Linked DNA regions of Mus musculus: region 1 is linked to region 2. Evidence: chromatin loops called from intact Hi-C (ENCODE). Cell type or tissue: heart. All regions are shown on one strand. Each heading gives the region's core, and the rest is flanking DNA. Links, peaks and the distances in the headings are about the cores only.

Region 1 (10,124 bases), core at 1,119-9,118, 350 kb before region 2:
CAACATGCAGGGTCATTCAGCATTATTCATAGTTCCAATCATGGTAGAACAGCCATGGAGCAGCAGCAACTACTTACCTTTCTCAACATGAGCTATATCCAACTCTTTATATCATGGGCTTATTGCTTAAGATAAACAATTCAACTCTCCTATGAAGTATTGGTGTAAAGAGGGCCACTCACTACCCAGAGCAGTGTAGGGGACACATTAGGACAGCTTATATACTTGGGAGAACTGTTGGAGTATGGGATAAAAAAAAAAATGAGTGACCAATTCCACCGGGCTTGCCTTAGTCATTTGAACAGCTCTTTTAGACTCAGAGAAAACCACCTGCAGCTGGGCTCTCATGCTGACTGTAGGGTCATGTGACTCTGGCACATAACTTTTCCTGAGCTCCCTATATCTCACTTCCTGTAAGTGCCTGTCCCTCATGCTTACTTTCAAGGACTTGGCCAATCTCCTTTTGTAAATAGAACAATGCTTTATATTTCGCTATTACTCTGGAGCGACTATATCAATAATGCAGGAAACGCATCTGTCCAGCACAATGAGATTATTTTTCTGATTTTGTTTGACAGTTATGGTAATAGTTTGGCAAACAATCTACTCCACCATCAATGGCCGCAGATTACAGCTGTTTTTTAAAAATCCCAGTGGCTCCTGGAAACTTGCAAGATTGATTGCACACAGAAGGAGGGATAGAAAGACATGCCATGTACCTTTAGGAAAGAAAGATTCTTAACTCTTTCTGTACAGAAAAGCCCCAGGGAATATTAGAGAAAGGACACTGGGTGATCTGTGGGACCATTTTAATAGGACAAAGTGAGAAACAGCAACACAGAGGTACCATTAGGGTAGTCATTGCCAGGTGTGGCAGAGGGCAGAGGAGCCTGAAATATTTAAGAGACACCTGAGGAGTTGTTGTATTTGCTTACAGGGGAGAAAACGGAAAGATATATTATTCTCTGTTGCATTTCAGGGCTGTTGTGTGGCAGCACTGGCTGGTCAGAGTAACACTGAACCAAACTGGAGACTTTCAGAACTTGCTGTATTAAACGAGCAGATGCGTGATGCACGCCATGTTTGTTTTTCAGAGATGGCAAAGAGGAGTTCATTTATGTTTTTCTTTTTTACACCAGAACTTCTGAAGTCTTAGCAAAGAGCACTTCTACTGAAATCTGCACCAGTTCTGAAATGGGCTTGATTTCAGCACACGTTTTTAGCCCTTGGGATTTCTTCTTTCCTTCTGTTTCCTATGAAGCAGAATGCTGACCTTCCTACCGTTCTGTGACCCTGGCCTTTGGCCAGCCATTGTTTTTCAGGAAACAGGAGACAGAATGGTGGCTGTTCAAGTCTCCCAAGGTGCAAGATTTCCTCCCCTCTAAGTTGCAAGGTGAAGCCACTTGGAAGAGCAGTTGTAGTGGGTGGGGGCAACCCGACTGCACGGGCGCCTCATGTTCAGGTGAGTTCATTTTTCTTGTGAACTCTTCACCTAGGCCCCAATTAGTATCCTATTAACCTCCTTAAATATGGAATTGCTAAGATCTTTGAATACTCCAAAATGGACTATTAGCCAGCCCATTTCCTGGCTCTGTCAGATGAAAATGCCAAAGTAGGTCATACAACAGAATTACCGTGATTAATTTCAGCTCTCTTACATGGGCCATGATGTCATTCAAGTTAACCGGGGGGATTCATACTCAATGCATCGTTTGAATGACTGATGGAATGTGAGTTTTCTAAAACGCCTTTCCAACTCTTAAGTTCCTGAAGATTTTCCTTTTTTAACATCACAAACATTTCAAACATGCTAAATTGATCAATTAGACAAATGGTGACTTACCTCCACTATAATTTGTAATGTGTGTGTTCTCTAAGGTCTAATGTGCGTGAAAGAGGTTTATTTTCCAAGTAACTACGATGGTAGATCAGGAGTTGTCAGCCTTATGAGCCATTCTTACTGGTAGTTGTGAGCTGGCTTTTAAATATGCCATGAAGACGCCACTTCTCCAGAGCCTACTCAGCATGGCATTGGCAATTATAAATGGCTTTGCTGAGGCTAAAATGCCCCAGCAAACGTCCCATTCTTTATCATATATTCCTTAAGGACCACCTTTAAAGAGTACTTAAGAGAAGCATTCTGTGTTTTCCCATCTCATATATCGAGGCAATCTCTTTACAATAGGCAGACTTAATTTGTTTTCCTGTGTGCAGCAGCTTTAGAGACTTATTAGCCATTTCAAATATTACACCACAATATGTCAAACAAATCTAAATTGTATCATCACACGTAAACCTATTTAGGTGCGTTCATTTTTTTTTTCTTCTTAAAATGAATCCTACAGCTAGTGTTAAAGACCATTTGTCTCCTATTATCTGCTCTTATATAGAAACTGTGAGCTCTCTGGATGCTGCAGTGATAGTACACAGTCAGGGTTGTGTCATCCTAACATTTGCAAAGAGCTGGTCATGCTCTGTTCTTGTATGATATGAACTGCCTCAATGAGTATTTGCTGTACCTAAAGTGAAGTAACACTTGGTGTAGAGGGTGGAGAAAATGGCTCCACAGAGAGGATGCATACATGCAAGATAAGGATGTAATTCAGACCCCTACTACCCAAATAAAATGCTAGTTGTAACTCCAGCACTCTGAGATAGAGATCAGATCCTCAGAGAAAGTTGGCTATCTAGACTTCCCTATATCACTGAGCTCCTGGCTCAAATGAGAGACCCTGCAAGAATGAATAAGGTAGAGGAAAAAACAAAAAAAACAAGGAAGGCCCAAGGAGTCAACCTTACCTGCACACACACACCTGCAAGCAGGATGTGTATGTACAATCACACCACACACAAAAAGAAAAGACGCTCTTGATTTTCTTACTTTCATTGTTTTGACTATGAAGCTGTTAAGTCATATCAGGTATTGATTGGGTATATATCTCAGTGGGAAGGCACTTATTTAGCATCTCCAAACTGGAGTTTGCTGCCTAGCACCACCCACACATAGAAACACACCCATACACAAACTTGAGTGCACATGCATGTGCGCACATGCAGGCACAGCTTGAGCCATATTATATTTTTATAATCAGAGTATCTTGCTGTAGTAACTGACCCTGTACATTGATTTTTTGGCAGTCTTACAGAGAAATATTTGAAAGCTTATCAAAAATCTCTTAAGTTCCAAAACTTTCATTTGTGGCATCAAGATTTCTTGAATATCTACTTAATTTAGCATAGGTAGTCAGCATGGTTAAGCTAAAGGACAATTGTAGAGACCCAAGCTATCTTCCTTTCTTCCCTTTGGATAAGTCCACTGTTCTCAAAAAAAAAAAAAAAAATACAAAATCCAATGGTGGCTTGTGACCTTTTGAAGCTATATCAATAAATAACAAGCTTACCACGCCAAAGGCTGAACACTACACACAAACTCTTATACCAATGAACCAGATATCCTGTCCATAAAGACAAGGCAGCGTCAGGGCCATACTCCCTGACTTCAATTTCTCTCTGTAACCCAAAAGCTTTTCAGGATCTGAATGTCCAGGTCACTGGAGAAAATATCTTCTAACATTGGAATATCCCACCAAGGTTCCAGGCATTGTTTGCCTTGATTAGCAAATTAGGCTAAAATCTAAGAGAACATTTCACATCAGGAAATCAATATGAGTCAAGGACGACGATTAGGAAAATACCATATTCCTAGTCGGCATTGACACTTTACACCACAGAAGAGTTTCCATAGGCTCCCTTGACTCATCTGTATATGTTTGCACACATAGATAAAAGCAATGGCTTCCTCTAGTCATCCATTTCCCATGTGGTATGACTTGGGTAGCGTTTGAAAAAAAAAAGTGCATGAATTTGTATTCAGAGATTTAGGGACTTTCTGTCCACTCATTTTTAAATATAATGATCATTTATGATCATTGCACGTGTTAGCTTTAAATAAATTTCAAAGGAAATGACACTAAAAACTCATCCCTGAGTTTGACTAGTCACTTTCCAAATAATCATGGTATGGGGACTTCTCTTATTCAGCCCAAGTCCGTAGAGAAAATTTCCTCTTACATCCAGCACACAGACTATAACTCTCCTTCTCAGGAGCTCTGGGTGAGTTACAGCATGGCTTCTTCCCATGTTGATCTCTGAATTTGTGAGCAAACCCTGTGTTTCAGTTACTTTTTCATTGCTATGATAAAACGCTGTGTGCAAGGCAACTTATGGGGGAAAGTTCTTATTTTGTCTCAGAGTTCCCAACATAATGGTGAGTAATATGGCTGAAAAGAGCAGGCTTTGTGGCAGTAATGAAAATCTGAGACAGAGAGGATGAACTGGAAATAGGTGGATCTAAAACTCCCAAGCCCCCATTGACATACGTGCTTCCCTAAGGCCACACCTCCTAAGCCTCCCAAAATATTGCCACCAACTGGATATGAGGTGCTTAAATGCCAGAGCACAGGGAAGACCTTTCTTATTTAAACCACTATAGCCTATTTCACTAGTCTGTACACTAGATGCACAGATTGTGGGGTCACTGTGAGCAATATAACATAACTTTTTGTGAGCAAAAATCTTTGAGTTTTCCCCCCATTTCTCAATTGCATTTTCATGATATTTCTTTAAGCAGTTTCATGTGCTTCTATTTCTTTAAAACCTTTCTCTTTTTGTTTTCTCTTACCATTAACGGAGATGGAATCCAGGTCTCATGTATGTCAGGCAAGCACTTTATCTCAACCCTATGCTACATTAACATACATGTACCATGATTTCTTTAAACATCTTTTTTTGATGGATACAAATCTCCATTCTTTTCACTCTTCCATCTACTAAGATTAAGTTACTATCTCCTATCTCTGTTCAGATGTCTAGAATCTATGTAGTCTTTTCCATAGAGAAGTTTCCCACAGTGCTCCCTCTTAACTTCCAAATTAGCTCCTTTCACTTCTGCAATGTGTCATTTGTCTGGAGTGTCTCAGTGTCAGAATCAGAACCTTGTAACATTGAACGTGTTGTGCTGGATAAGTGCCATCCGAATATCTAACTTTCCTGGGAAAAGGAGAGTGTATTTGTGTAATAGATGCAGTAGACTCATTTACAGCTATTCCAAAGAAAGAAGATGTGGCTCGGTCTTTATAGGATAAAATTGTATAGACTGATATTCAAATTACACCAATCTGTATCACATGCTAACACAGTGGCTCCCTTACATGCCTCAACCTAATTACATAAAGTTCAGTACTTTTGTAATTACATAGAACCCCTTGTAGCCTATGACTTAAAATCCTTTGACTCTACAAATGTTTTAAAAGATGCCTCTTCCAGGAATTAATTTATTGTCTGTCAAATGCTGCTTAAGGTTGATAGAAGACAGTGCAGAGGAAGTTGTCTTTAATAAGTGCACAAGTCAGAGACACTGACATTGCAAATTTTGCCCTTTTTCTGTGGCTGTTAAACATCAACACAGCTAGTATACATAGCCCCTTCCCATCTCCCTCTATGCTGACCAAGATAAAAGAAGATAAGAATAGAGTCTAACATGTTCACTTTTCTTTGGACCTAGTTCAAGTCAACCTCTGCTTTTTATTTAGTCTTTCATGAGATCATTTTCAGGGTTGCATAGTCATGATTAAAAACTTCTTACTTGGTCCTCCATCACTTTTCACTTCTCAGAACCATGCACCTACAATGCTCATCTACTCTGTTGCCCTGCCTCTACTTCTTCATCTTCTTCACTCATTACTCACCTCTGGGATCTGCAACATCCGGACCTAGGCACCTAGCCCATGCTTTTCAGAATCCCACAGGACTCATGAGAGTAGAGCAATTTTCTGCTTCTTCCTCTACCAGGATGTTGGTCTTTCAGAAGTCCACTTCAGCATGACATCATGACAGAAAACTTTGCCCAATTTCTCCCCTTGCCTTGGGGCATTACACCACTCTTTCCTCCCCAAGCTATGCTCTGAACAGTATGTGATGAGTACTAGACCAGCAGTGGGTTGTTTTGTTGTTGTTGTTGTTGTTTTTTTTTTTTTTAACATTTGCTCATATTTCCTCTGTACTACTCAATGAACTGAAGGTTAGAATCCAGGACATGTCTGATCTGGTACAACTATTGCTACAGGAAAGATGAGACAAGAATGGTTGCTGAAGAAAGCATTTCTAAAGGAAACAAGATCCTAGGTTCCATGTTGATCATGCCAGAGATTGGCTGTTCTGAAAGTCTGTATCCACTAGTGCACTCCTTGGGCACATTCTTGTGCCTAATCTAGCTTTAATTTATGCCTTCAGTGAATATGCCAATTAATAAAAAAAAACAAAAAACAAAACAAAACAAAAAAAACCATCTGGGCCTGATGAGAGATTGTATGTTATAAGGGTTTTTGTTTGTTTGTTTGTTGTTGTTGTTGTTGTTGTTTTGTTCTGTTTTTTTACTCATTTTCCTCACTAACATTATTTGGATGCATCCCACCTCTGTTTGTTTCTTTCTTACTTCTGGCCTTTGCTTTGCAAAGCGTCAGAGCTCACACCGTGTAGGTGAGGGCTGCCTCACCTTACTATAACGACATTAAGGGAGATGAATTTTCCAAAATGAGGCTGGCCAGTGAACTGTGATGCTGGAGTAACCCCATTACTTTCAGAGGCTTTGAGTCTGTTATAATCACTCAACTGTAGCAAGGCTGTGCTTTAGAGGGAAAAAACTGGGGAAATGGAGGGGCACTGGTAGAAACTTTGGTTGCAGAACAAAAATTCCCAGTCCTTAAGACTGTATTTCAGTAGAGAAAAAGCCTTTGGGGATCTCATTAAGGTGATGTGACAATTCCTAAATGTTTTGTAAAACGGGTCAAAGAAGTTGACACTACTTATGTCCAGTTGCATCCTGCCTAGAAGGCTAAAATAAGCAAACTTCTGTTTCTAGACAAAGAAATTCCTCAGTTTGGATCATTTCTATATTTACTCTGAAGTGGTGGTCTTTAGGCTTTGGAGAGTTAGGATATGTGGGGGAGACAGAGAAGAGAAAAATAAGCAACTGGGGGAAGATTTACACACTGAAAGAACTTTCAGAAGAGAAGAAGAGAGGCGAGTCCACATGTCACTCAAGTGCATGTAACTATATTTGTTCTACATAGAAAGTTTACTGAGGATATAGCCTAGTGGATGTAGGAAGTAACCCATTATTTGTTTGTAATGGTTTTCATTCCATTCACTGTGGTAGTGTTTATTGAAGCTGTGGGTATGCAGTTTCTCGGAAAGGATCAAAACTATATGCCACTGTTTGGATTCCTTCTACCCTGTTTTGTGGAAATAATGCCCAATCCCATTGAATGTTGGTAGCTATTAAATGAGCTCTGAAGAGTTACTAACATGAGATATTGATGAACTAAAATTAGCATGCTAAGGGAGTTTGCTTCAGTGCTTCCTCCAGTATGGTGCCAGGACGTCTGGCTGCTACAAAAGCCTTAGCAATGCCATGAAGCTCCTACCATTTAGGTAGACAAGCAGATGGTTGGAATTCCCACAGTTTCCAGGAAGCAGGCTTTGTTATCGGGGCCTCATTAGTGTCAGATTGAGTCGTCCTTGGCTTTTAATTGCTGCTAAGTCAGTATAAATATTTTACTCTTGTTGACTGTTCAGTTCTTGGGAAACGGCTTTGCTTGGCCATTTTGATTGTTATGACTTGGAGTGCCATTTGCTTATGGGTTAGCACCCTATAACTGGCTTGATAATGCAGATACATACACATGGGATGACTATGTAGGCCTGAGCTACCATTGAGACTCATCAGTGTCACACAGTTTCTAAACACTTTATCTGGTCTATTTAATTGTCAGCACAATAAGCTCTAGAAAGCTCCATTCCTATTTTTAGAATCCTTCCAATCATTTAGATAATTTGAAAATATCCCACTACTTGTCAATCTTTCTTATTTTAAAATTTATTTTAAAACTATCATGTTTTTTAAGGTAACATGAAATTTTATTAAATACATATGCACTATTTACTAAAGTTAAACAATTACAAATATTTTCCCACAATTTTCTCTTTGCTTTTTTGTTTACATTACGTTTCAAAGAGAATACCAATAAATCATTCAGTACTAAAATGTTCATTTTCTAAAAATGAGAGGCTATTCTATATAATTTTAAACAACATCTAATTAGGAACCATTTTTGCATGTGTAAATTTCTATCCTATATATATATATATATATATATATATATATGTATATATATGTATATATATATATATAGAGAGAGAGAGAGAGAGAGGGAGGGAGAGATTGTCTTAGGGATTTCATTGCTCTGAAGAGACACCATGACCAAGGCAAGTCTTACAAATGACATTTAATTGGGCCTGGCTTACAGGTTCTGAGGTCCAGTCCATTATTATCATGGAAGGTCCAGGTAGGCATGGCACTGGAGGAGTTGAGAGTTCCACATCTTGTTCTGAATGCAAACAGGAGAAGACTGTTGCTTCCAGGCATCTAGGAGGAAGATCTCAAAGCCCATTTGCCCAGCAACAGACTTCCTTCAACAATGCCACCACACCTATTCCAACAAGACCACACCTCTTAATAGTGCCACTATTCAAGCATATTCAAACCATCACAGAGATACATAAGTATCTATGGTCTTATGTAGAGAGATATATAGTATATCTATTTTTAATATTTTAAAGTTCACAAATCATATTTGAAGATTTATATCCTACCCTATTTCAAAAAAGAAAAGAAAAAGACAGACAGACAGAAAGAAAGAAAGAAAACTTATCCTAGGCCTGTTAATTACATGTCGATATTTTCCAGTTATACTTTTAAGTTAACTTTTCTTATCTTATGCAATTCATACAAAGTATACATTCATTTCTTACAAGGGCCACCCATAATTAGTTGGTACATCCTGTAGCATCATGCCAGGAGCAATATAGTATCAATCTCTCTTTTATTTGTTAGGGGTTTAATTTGTTAACTTTGGAAATGTGTTCACTACTGAATCCACTTTTTTAATAGCCCATTTTTTCTTATAATTGTTATCAGTATACCATTGCGGACACTCAGTGGTAGGTTGTCTTCATTCCCTCTCCATTGTTGACTTTTGAGATAGATACAGATCCACAGATTTTCAAGTGATAGATTTAATTTCCCTCTGCTGCTGTAACAGATTGCCATGCACACCAGCCCTATTAAATAATAAGAACCACTGGTTTAGAGTTCCCTAAACTCAATGGCCAACACTAATCTCACAGCGTAAGTTTCATGGTGTAGGACGAAGGGCATTCTATTCTGGAGGTCTCAGGAAGAATACTTGCCCTTCTCAGCCTCATGTTTAATGTCAAGCATTCACCATCTCTTAGTGAAATGAGAAACGAGGTATCCCCCCAGGAAGACTCTCCTCCATGCCTGCATTCAGATGCAGCAGTGGTGATTGGTGAGACTCAGGTGCTCCTACTTAACCTGTACCTTCACTGTTTATAGTAAAGGTGATATATTGTTTTGCATACTTTATTTTTGCTTTTTAACTTTCCCAGATAAAACTTAACCCCCCCCCCCAAATTCCTGTGTATTCTCTGTTTATGCTAAGACACGGAAAGTGGAAATCATGGTAGGCAGCATAGTTCTGAAGCATTTGTAGATGAGGAAAACGGGCAAATAGAAGATGTGGGCACTGATAGCAGTCAACTTTTCCCATTCTTAGGTCATCAGTAAATATCTGACAATTGCACACTGAGCACAGTCATAGGCATTTGTGAGGTTTTGGAGACTTAACAATCCCATCTCCAAACTAGTATTAGTCCAAGGTTAAGGTTTCAGAAGCATGGAGTGTACTGCAGAGACTAACAGAGTACACTTCTTCACCTCTGTAGAATGTATATATGATGTATGTGGGTTTTCAGTTGATCTCCATTCTCTGTAACCAATAGAGAGCTTCCAGCCAGGCAACAGTATCCCAAGAGCACAGTATTGGGAATGCAGTAACAATAAGGGGTCAGCTGACATCATGCTGAACTCCTCAGAATGGTACCAAGAAGTTAGTGAAGAGGTAGGATAACAACAACATTTCAACCTCCTTACCAATCGTGGCAATCTAAGTTAAAATGATCCTAGAACTGGCAAGATAGTTCAT
Region 2 (10,124 bases), core at 1,151-9,150:
CTGAAATAAAAAGGGCAATTTGCAAATTCATCTGGAATAAAAAAAAATTCTAGGATAGCAAAAACTATTCTCAACAATAAAAGAACCTCTGGTGGAATCACCATGCCGGACATTAAGCTGTACTACAGAGCAATTGTGATTAAAAACTGCATGGTACTGGTACAGTGACAGACAGATAGATAAATGGAATAGAATTGAAGACCCAGAATTGAATCCACACACCTAAGGTCACTTGATCTTTGACAAGGGAGCTAATACCATCCAGTGGAAAAAAGACAGCATTTTCAACAAATGGTGCTGGCACAACTGGCAGTTATCATGTAGAAGAATGCAAATTGACCCATTCTTATCTCCTTGTACAAAGCTCAAGTCTAATTGGATCAAAGACCTCCACATAATACCAGAGACACTTAAATTAATAGAGGAGAAAGTGAGAGAAAGCCTCGAAGATATGGGCACAGGGTAAAGAGTCCTAAACAGAACAGCAATGGCTTATGCTGTAAGATCAAGAATGGACAAATGGGACCTCATAAAATTGCAAAGCTTCTGTAAGGCAAAAGACACCGTCAATAAGACAAAAAGGCCACCAACAGATTGGGAAAGGATTTTTACCAATCCTAAATCTGATAAGGAACTAATATCCAATATATACAAAGAACTCAAGAAGCTGGACTCCAGAAATTCAAATAACTCCATTAAAAAATGGGGTATAGAGATAAACAAAGAATTCTCACCTGAGAAATACCAAATGACTGAGAAGCACCTGAAAAAATGTTCAACATCCTTAATCATCAGGGAAATGCAAATCAAAACAACCTTGAGATTCCACCTCACACCAGTCAGAATGGCTAAGATCAAAAACTCAGGTGACAGCAGATGCTGGTGAGGATGTGGAGAAAGAGGAACACTCCTCCATTGTGGTGGGATTGCAAGCTTGTACAACCACTCTGGAAGTCAGTCTGGAGGTTCCTCAGAAAATTGGACATAATATTACTGGAATATCCAGCAATACCTCTCCTGGGCTTATACCCAGAGGAAGTTCCAACTGGTAATAAGAACACATGCTTCACTATGTCCATAGCAGCCTTATTTATAATAGCCAGAAGCTGGAAAGAACCCAGATGTCCCTCAACAGAAGAATGGATACAGAAAATGTGGTACATTTACACAATGGAGTACAACTCAGCTATTAAAAACAATGAATTAATGAAATTCTTGGGCAAATGGATGTATCTGGAGGATATCATCCTAAGTGAGGTAACCCAATCACAAAAGAAGTCATTAGATATGCACTCACTGGTAAGTGGATATTAGCCCAGAAGCATAGAACACCCAAGATACAATTGGCAAAACACAAGACAATCAAGAAGATGGAAGACCAATGGGTGGATACTTTGTTCCTCCTTAGAACAGGGAACAAAATACCCATGAAAGGAGTTACAGAGACAAAGTTTGAAGCTAAGACTAAAGGATAGACTATCCAGAGACTACCCCACCTGGGGATCCATCCCATAATCAGCCACCAAACTCAGACACTATTGCATATGCCAGCAAGATTTTGATGAAGAAACCCTAGTATAGCTGTCTCGTATGAGGCTATGCCAGTGCCTGGCAAATACAGAAGTGGATGCTCACAGTCATCTATAAGATGGAACACAGGGCTCAGCTAGAGAAAGTACCCAAGGAGCTGAAGGTGTCTGCAACACTATAAGTGGAATAACAATTTGAACTAACCAGTACCACCAGAGCTCATGTTTCTAGCTGCATATTTAGCAGAAAATTGCCTAGTTGGCCATCACTGGGAAGAGAGGCCCCTTGGTATTGCAAACTTTATATGCCCCAGTACAGGGGAATGCCAGGGCCAAGAAGCGGGAGTGGGTAGGTAGGGGAGCAGGGCAGGGTGAGTGTATAGGGAACTTTTGGGATAGCATTTGAAATTTGAAATGTATATAAAGAAGATATCTAATAAAAAAAAAACTCTTATCTTCATTTGTCAAATAAGAAAAACAAGGTTTAGGTGAATGACATATCTTGGCTCAATCCTGTAGTGTGGCAGAATCCTATGTCAAGTAACTTGGCTGAAGCATTCCTACTCTTTATTATTATTATTAATCACTTTGCTTGCTTAAATTCCAAATGTTATCCCCCTTCCAGGTCTCCCCTGCACGAACCTCCATTCCACCCCTCTCCTTTTTCTCTAGCACCCCCTACTCTTAATGAATATTTCTCTATGACTATGTGATAATTGTAAATTGTATTGAATTCATATAAACATTAAGAATTCAAAATTATTATATTAGTTCATGGATTTTAAGAAAAATTTCATAATTTAACAAACACCAAGGCTCTAAAACCTCTTCTTACTACACAAAAACAATCATCTGTCATCCAATGGACTTACAACGTTGATATCTCTAACTCTTCAACTTAATTTCTTTGCATTTTATGGAGAACATATTGATTCTAACTAGGTTGTTCTTCAAATAACTTAAATATACCCTGCTCCTTAGTAACAACATCAACAACCATAATAAAAAGCAATTGTACTCTTTTATAATGATTATTATAGAGCAAACATTTATGCAACAATTTGAGCACATGATTAATCTTTACCTTAGTCTATGGCAATGCAATTCATTTCCTGTTTAACAGTGAGAAATCTGAGGCTCAGGGACTTTCTAATGAATGGCCTAAAGTTGTTTAGCTAATAAGTGACAAAGGTGAGTTCTGAAGTCATGGATTCTTCTGCTGTATAAGTATAGACTTCTAACATCTTACTACATGAAACTGCTTTCCTAGGCTACAGAGAGGGGAAGAATGAAAACCATCAGAAACCCAGTGGTGCCAATGGCCAGCCAGAGAACGAGCCCTGCCTGTGGCTCTCCTTCAGGACTCTGTGGGATCTGGAGCTCCACACGTACTACCCTAGAACTCACTCTTCCCTACAGGTGATGAAGCAGCTGCCCAGTCGTTTCCAAGATCCATCCTCAGTCCAAAACGTGTGCCTTCACTCATGGGTCTTTTACTAAGTCAGTGTCTCATCACTTTCACTTTCTTGCCAGTTCACAGAGTATCTCTGCTATTGTTTCTTCATGGAGGCATTTGTCAGACAGCTACAGAAATGTTTCTGGGTAATCTTGTGAGGCTGTTTCCAGAAGACCTCAACATATGAACTACTAAACAGACTAGTTATCCTGCACAGTATGGTGGAGCATCATCTAACTCTGAGGGTCCCCCAAAACAGAAGTGGGAGAAGAACACAGCTCTCTTTGCTCAAAATGGGACTGTTAGATGCCAGGGATATTTGTAACTTTGTATTTCCCAGCCTTTGTAGTCGAAACCAAACTTACACCATCATCCTTCTTGATTGAGTGAATTATACTCTAGTCTTTCCTGGTTCTCCAACTTGTACACACAGGATAGTGGGACTCCTTGTGTTCTTATGTGACTCAATTCTGTAACAGATCTTTACCTCTGTATTTATGTGTATGTATACATATGTATTCATTTCTCATTTATCTTAGAGACATCACTTCACATATCATCCATCCATCTGTCTATCCATCCATCTATCAATCTATCATCTATATCTATCATCAATCTGTCATTTATGTATCTTTCCTCTATCATCATTGTAATAATTCTGTAACTAATCTATAATGTACCTATAGCCATCCTCCACCTTCCTATCATTATCTATTCTTTCCAACATTATCACCCATAAATGTCTACCTATCTAGCACACTCCAATCAGTCCAGTTTCTCTGGAGAACCCCAGCTAACGTGAACCTTTCTTGCTTCATTTTCTTACCTTGCATTAATCAACATACACATACCTTACTCTTCCTTATTTCACATTTTACCAACATATTATGACAGATGATAAATGCTCCAAACTTTCACAGTGATATAAGTATGGATTTATGCTTTCAGAATGCTTCCCTTTTCAATATATATAATACACGAGACTTCTTCTATTGCTTGTTTATTTACCCCAAAGTTTTAGTATAAATACATAATAAAACTAAGATCCTGCAGGAAGAACTACCACTTACAACACAGTGTACCTCCTACCTTGAGCTGTGTCCCAGTTTCTGGCAAACAATAGTTCCTATACTGATGTGTGTGCTCCAAAGCACTAATTTTACAAGACAGCTAGGAAACGGATGCTGAGCAACATTTGGTTCACAGAAGACAGCTCTGGAAACATTTTCCCAGTCTGAGACCTGAGATCCTGAATATTTTACAACACTTGCTTTGCCAGTTGCAGATGAAAATCTCAAATGCTTGGGCCACTATTCTTTTTTTTTTTTTTTTTCCTGATTTCTTCCCTTGTGAAAGTCAGCATGAACCCAGGGCTGGGGATAGGGCTACTATGGGGAGGGAGAAGGGTTGGGGAGAAGCAGGCTGAGTTGATGCGCTTTCTGGACAGGGGGTTCTGGGATGCAGAGACCTGTCAGCTGGGGAATATGATTCCAGAGGAAACAGCTGCCTCATGGTTAAGGAACAAAGGAAGTCATGGGTGGGGGTGCGGAAGGAGAGCAGGAAGCCACAGCAGCCGCACTGAGCTTGTATTGCAATTCTTCCTTGTTCAAGCCTGTGAGCCTCCCATTCTGTGTTCCTGGAGGAAATTGACGTGGGAAAAATTAAAACAACAACTAAAATGTTGTGTTAGCTTTGTCCTTTGGCTTGGCTGAAATTAATACTTAACTTTTTTTTTTTTTTAATTTGAGTTTACCTCACAACCCTCCTGTCTCATGAAACTGTCCCCCTGTTCTGGTGGCAGAGACCATGACAGATTTCAAAATCAGCTTCCTGTTGTGAGGATGAAATTTTTGTTCATTAAGGATGTTGTATTTGAAACTTTCAAGCTTCCCACATACAGCTTTCAGTTCTCCCACACAAATGACTCTCCCTCCTCGCTCTTGCCCTTCTCCCTCTACTAATAAAATAGAAAATTCCTTTAAAATATCAAGCAATTAAAGCTCTTCATGGGTGAACTGACCCATTGAGCGCAACCCTCTAGTACACGAAGAGGCGGCTCCAGTGAGTTTCAAATCTGTTTAAGATAGAAAAAAAGAAGAAGAAAAAAGAAAGAAAGAAAACCTTCCAGCATATTGGTTTTGTCTAATTTTTCATAACAACAGAATCATTTTTGCTAACATAATTTGCATGCATTATCATTTTTCAGGAGCTTTCCATTTCCACTGTGTATTTAGGTCAAAATTCCTAGTGGCCAGATCAAGTCAGATGCAGATTAAGTAGCCATCTTGATTTAATTTTTTTCCTCATATTTTATTGTAAATGGTATCCCCATGTAATTAGAGAAATAGGAACAGGAAAAGGTGAGAAAGGATGATGACACAAAACAAATATCTCTTTCTTTCTCTCTCTCTCTCTCTCACACACACACACAAGCACACACACACACTTATTTAGAGATGTTAAAAAAAAGCAAAAGGAAAAAGAAAAGGAGAGAAATGGGAGACAGCTAACTCAGCTCTGCTAATCTGGCTGTGATATGCTTGACTTTAATTTGTGCAACCAGCCCCTTCTCTGGCCTGGTGCGGATGCCATGTCCTTTTAATGTCAACAAACACTGGCCTCATTCTTATCGCCTAGAACAAGTTCCCTGGAAGGGTCTCATAACTCTCTTGGGAAGAAAAGCATCCTTATACAGGCCACCTGAAACCGTGCTTGTTGGAATAGTTTAGGCAACTTAATTTTCAATGGGTTGTTTGCTTTTTCCTTGATTTGAGATTATGTAAAAGTGGAAATCTATATATATTCTTTTTAAAAAAAAAAGAAAGAAAGAAAGAAAAAGAAAAGCCTTTGGTTGGTCTATAATGCTCCCATTCGAGGAGCGATTTAATGCCTAAGTCTTCAATGGGACCATGCAGAATGTGGAATCTCCTTTTCCTATTTGCAAACTAGAGCTGATCTCAGTCCAACCACTGCCATTGGTACACAGGAGCCATGGATATGTGGAAAGTATTCGCTTAGTTATTCTGAGAACGATTCCTAGTTGTGTTTAGTTTGGGCACTATCAACTGGGACAGAGTTCAGAATGGAAATTTCTCTTTGTTCCTAGTCAAAGCTCAGTATCAAGTGCACACATATTCAGATAACTCCTCGGAGATGGAGTTGAATCTTGCCCCCTCTTTCAATTCAGGACCATTTCCATTAAGGGCAAATGTGACCATAGTTAACCAATCATTGACTACCCTGAAGTTATCTCTAACAATTGAGGTGTCACTGCCTTGCTTCCTGTGGAAGACTGAGGATGCTGCTCATAGACAGAGCAGCACGTGCCATTCTAGCTTCAAGGAATCCGTGGTGTCATCTGATCTCATGGAAACATGCCACGGGCAAAGAGGTTGAGACAGAAGAGAGTGAGTGTGCAGTAAAGAACTCACCTCTGGATGGCAGGGCCAGGTTTGGTTCTTGTCATCTTTTGACACTAACCCAGCTCAATATGCTTTTTCTCTGTAAGTGTGGCACATTGTCTTTGATGAATTAGATGGCTAACACTTGGGGTCAAGGTGACAGATGAAGAGTCACAGGAGAGGTTCCTGAGGGGATGGCAGAGTCCTGAGTAACCAGAGTCGAAGAAGAGAGAGGGGAGATTTTTATTCTTCACAGACCCCTTGTTTCAGTGATTTCTTCAAAGACGAGAATTAGTTAAACTACAATTTAAAGATTTTTTTCTCTCTCTCTTTCTCTCTTCTTGCATAGCAATAATTAGTCGTGTCAAGATGACTACTCTGTGACAACGTGATTTCAATGAGGAAAAGTTGAAGAATAAACTATAATTATTTGGACAGTCACTTGATCAGGTTTTCTTTTTCCTTGTCACATTTTAAATGATTTGCGAAGCTCTATGTGGGTGTCTGCTGAAGAGGTTAGTCCACATGTTTTAACGCTTTGATTCCTTTCTCTTTTCCATTTCAAGTACATAACAGTTTGTCCATTTATGGGAATTAAAAAAAAACCTCTCAGTTTGGCTTAAATAAAATTATAGGCCAGTTAATCTAATTTAAACTCCGATGTCACCTGCTCTTGACATAAGCCATCTTGAGACGTGGCAGTTTTCGTCTTCTAAGAGGGAAGACAAGAACCACAGTATGTAGCACAGCATTTGCTAAACCCCCTGGAACATGAAGCAAAGGGAAATAGGCCCCCAAAAAAGAGCATTGCTTAAATACAGTGAAGGAAATTTTTTAAGTGTAGGAGAAAGAGTCACGTGTTGACACATGCCTATAGTCCCAGCGTGCTGGAGGTTGAGGCAAGCTGTATGTTGTATGCCTGAACCCAGACAATGCTACAATATGAAAGACTATCTCAAAAACACAAGAAAGATGAGTACTACTAACTACTGTTGCGGCAGCTGATGATGATGACAACGACGATGATGATAATCATAACAACAACAATAATAATAAATAAAACAAATCTAGAAAAGTCTCAAGTTTGAGTTTGGTTCAGCAATCTCATGCAACTAATCTCAGGTATTAACTGTTCTGGGAGATTCTGCATTTAATATAACTTACTAAGTTTAATTTACCATATCTCAAACTTCTGTGACCCCGGGTCACTCTTAAGTCTAAAATCTGCTCACAGTCTTCAGGATCAGTGTTGGACATAAAATCCTTTTGGAAAATATTCACTGAGGCCCTACGCAGGTGCCCAAACTTCATTGTGTAAATGTGATACATTGACTTCTTCTAAACCACAAATGACAAGAAATACATTAAAGAGACCTGTCAAAAGATAATGTCGTATGAGTGGAGCCACCTTTGTTGAGCATAGCAGGAGATCCTAAAATGAGGTTCTTAGAAAATGTTGCCTTGAAACATTACTTGAGGGAGAGGTGACTTTGGCTCAGCTGAACAGCAGTTCTACACACTATCATGTATTCTGAAACCCCTGGGACTTATAACCATAATCCTAAACACTGTTGAATGCAAACAAGTTCTGCAGTAGAGGCTTTCAAGTGGCACTAGAGGCATCACTTGCAACCACTGTTCAGAGTGCAGCACATTCAATGCTGCGCCAGATAAGAAAGGTCAACTGATAAGGCTGGATCTGCCAGGCAGCAGGGCAGGAAGGGGGGTGTCTCAATGTACGGCAAGGGCACTGTTTCCCTTTTATCTTTTATTAAGGGGGATCAGGTGTTTGCCCATAAGAACTACACTCGAAGCGACATGCAGTTCTTCCCTGGAATATGCCCATAAACTAGAGAGATGTCTGTTTAAATAAACATAAAATCCTGACTATCCTACAGCCAAATGAGACAGTGCCATTTAGGAGGAAAAGGAGACAAAAATCCCCTAGCTTTCTTCGTTTCTTTCTGAATGGATGACCTAACTGTAAAATTATTATGATATTCCAAGAAAAAAATGGTCCTGTTAATCTGATATGTACTGGACTTCCTAGTAAATTTTCTAAATTTCTATAATACCATGAAAGGTCTGTAATGAAGGTGATTTTTTAAATACCTAAAATACTGTTCAAGAAGTAATTTAAGATTTATTAAAGACTCACTGAGCATTATTGCTTAGACTTCTAAATGCTCATCTGCACGCTGGTATTCTTCTAGAAAGACCAGCAGGGAATTATCAGCTGCAGTCGTCCCCACATGCTTGTATCTACTTATTTTGAAACCTTTCATTTGTAGCGACAGCTGCAAGGTGTCCCTTCAAGGATTTTTCGGTTTTGATTTATACTTATATACACTCAAATCTCAATTGAGATATCCGAGCTTCATTCCATTTTCTGACCTTACACTATCAAGCCGGAGTGACCCCCAATCTCTTAGGACTGGGCTACATTCCAAACCATGTTATGGAAGAACAAGAGCAGGGAATCAAAGCCACACATCACCCTAGTCCCAAGGAGACACTTCATGGAGAGCCGAGTGAAGGCCAGCCAATCAGCAGACCTCATTTATTTGCCCATGTGAAAATTCTTAACTCTCCACCCTTTGAACTTTTGACATTATTTTTGAGTGTGTGAGTCCTGTTTGTACCAAACACAAGAGCCAGACCGATGCTCTGTTTGGCATGGAAATTGGCCTCATGGAAACAAATGTACCTTCTTTCTTTCTTCCTTTCTTTTCTCTTATTATTTTTTTTTTTATTTGTTCAGGATGAGAGCAGACTCTGCTGAAATGCATCATAGTTGCTGACATATTGGTGAATATTCCACACATCTGTTTCTGGTTATTGTTCTCCTCTTGACACACCTGTCACTGAGCCCACACCGTGAGGAGTTTCAGATAATAAACTCCTCGGAGTCTGGTCAGATGGACACAGTGGTCAGGGAGACTGTGGGATGACTATCTTTCTGGAAATCAACAGAGATAGAGCTACACTGTGCATGACACAAATCCCACCTGCCCTGAGACAGTTGCAGACTTCCTGCATTCCAAACAGCTGCCTGGTCATTAAGGGGCAAGGAGCTTAAATAGAGCTTTTTACATAGACATAAAAAAATCACTGATCATACCGGGACAGGCATGTAGCTTTTGTACCATTTCCCACTCTATCCTTGCTTATTACTGCCTGTGCAAGGCAGGGATGCTTAGCCCTGCACACAGTGGTTAGGCAGCTCATGCATTCACTGCACAAACTGTTCCTTTTGTTATTATCCTGTTACATTGAATCTCTAATGAAGCAGATCAGTTTAAAGGTGTTTGCAGCTTAGAAAACTTGCTTTCTTGGGCCAGGTTGCTGGAGTACTAACATTGAGTGTGCAGAAAACAGGAAAGCTACTGAGCTTGTACTTATAGATGCAAAAAAAAATAATGACAGTGATGCTGTCACTGCAGAGGTCCAGGAATGAGCTCAGGTCTGGATCATATTATGTTTAACATGTTATGCTTAAGAACAGGCTAAAAATAATGAACAGAGATTGATTTAACTTATTTCAATAACAACTTAGGTTGAAGTCTTGGCTACATCTAGACCCCAATCCATGGCTTATCAGGCAGTGATTCTCAGCAAATAGTGAATGAGAAAGACCAAATTGGAAACAAAAGAAAATAGCATTCCCTGCCTTTCCAATAGTGCCTTGTGAATGTTGTAAGTGTCCCTTCAATTGTCCTGTTTATACAGCCTTTGTTT

The links. A loop is a pair of places that touch in the nucleus more often than their neighbours do. Peaks named below come from ENCODE experiments on the same cell type or tissue, not always from the same donor. Only the 100,000 strongest peaks of a DNase experiment are listed, where the experiment ranks them.
Region 1: it touches region 2 in a loop (5-fold over the local background); 1 of 42 quality-filtered maps calls a loop at or near these places.

Annotation. Positions count from the first base shown.
Region 1 is chr7:71,586,526-71,596,649 of GRCm38, forward strand. No RefSeq gene overlaps it. Among named protein-coding and RNA genes, the nearest start is that of Gm44689, 110 kb to the right of the region's middle. In heart, for the core only: no CTCF peak of the experiment used is centred there; a DNase peak (open chromatin) is centred at 1,316.
Region 2 is chr7:71,932,366-71,942,489 of GRCm38, forward strand. 4930441H08Rik (RIKEN cDNA 4930441H08 gene) reads left to right here. Exons shown (of 3, transcript NR_130995.1): 2 at 2,800-2,948; 3 at 6,736-6,826. Among named protein-coding and RNA genes, the nearest start is that of 1700011C11Rik, 24 kb to the right of the region's middle. In heart, for the core only: no CTCF peak of the experiment used is centred there; a DNase peak (open chromatin) is centred at 4,496.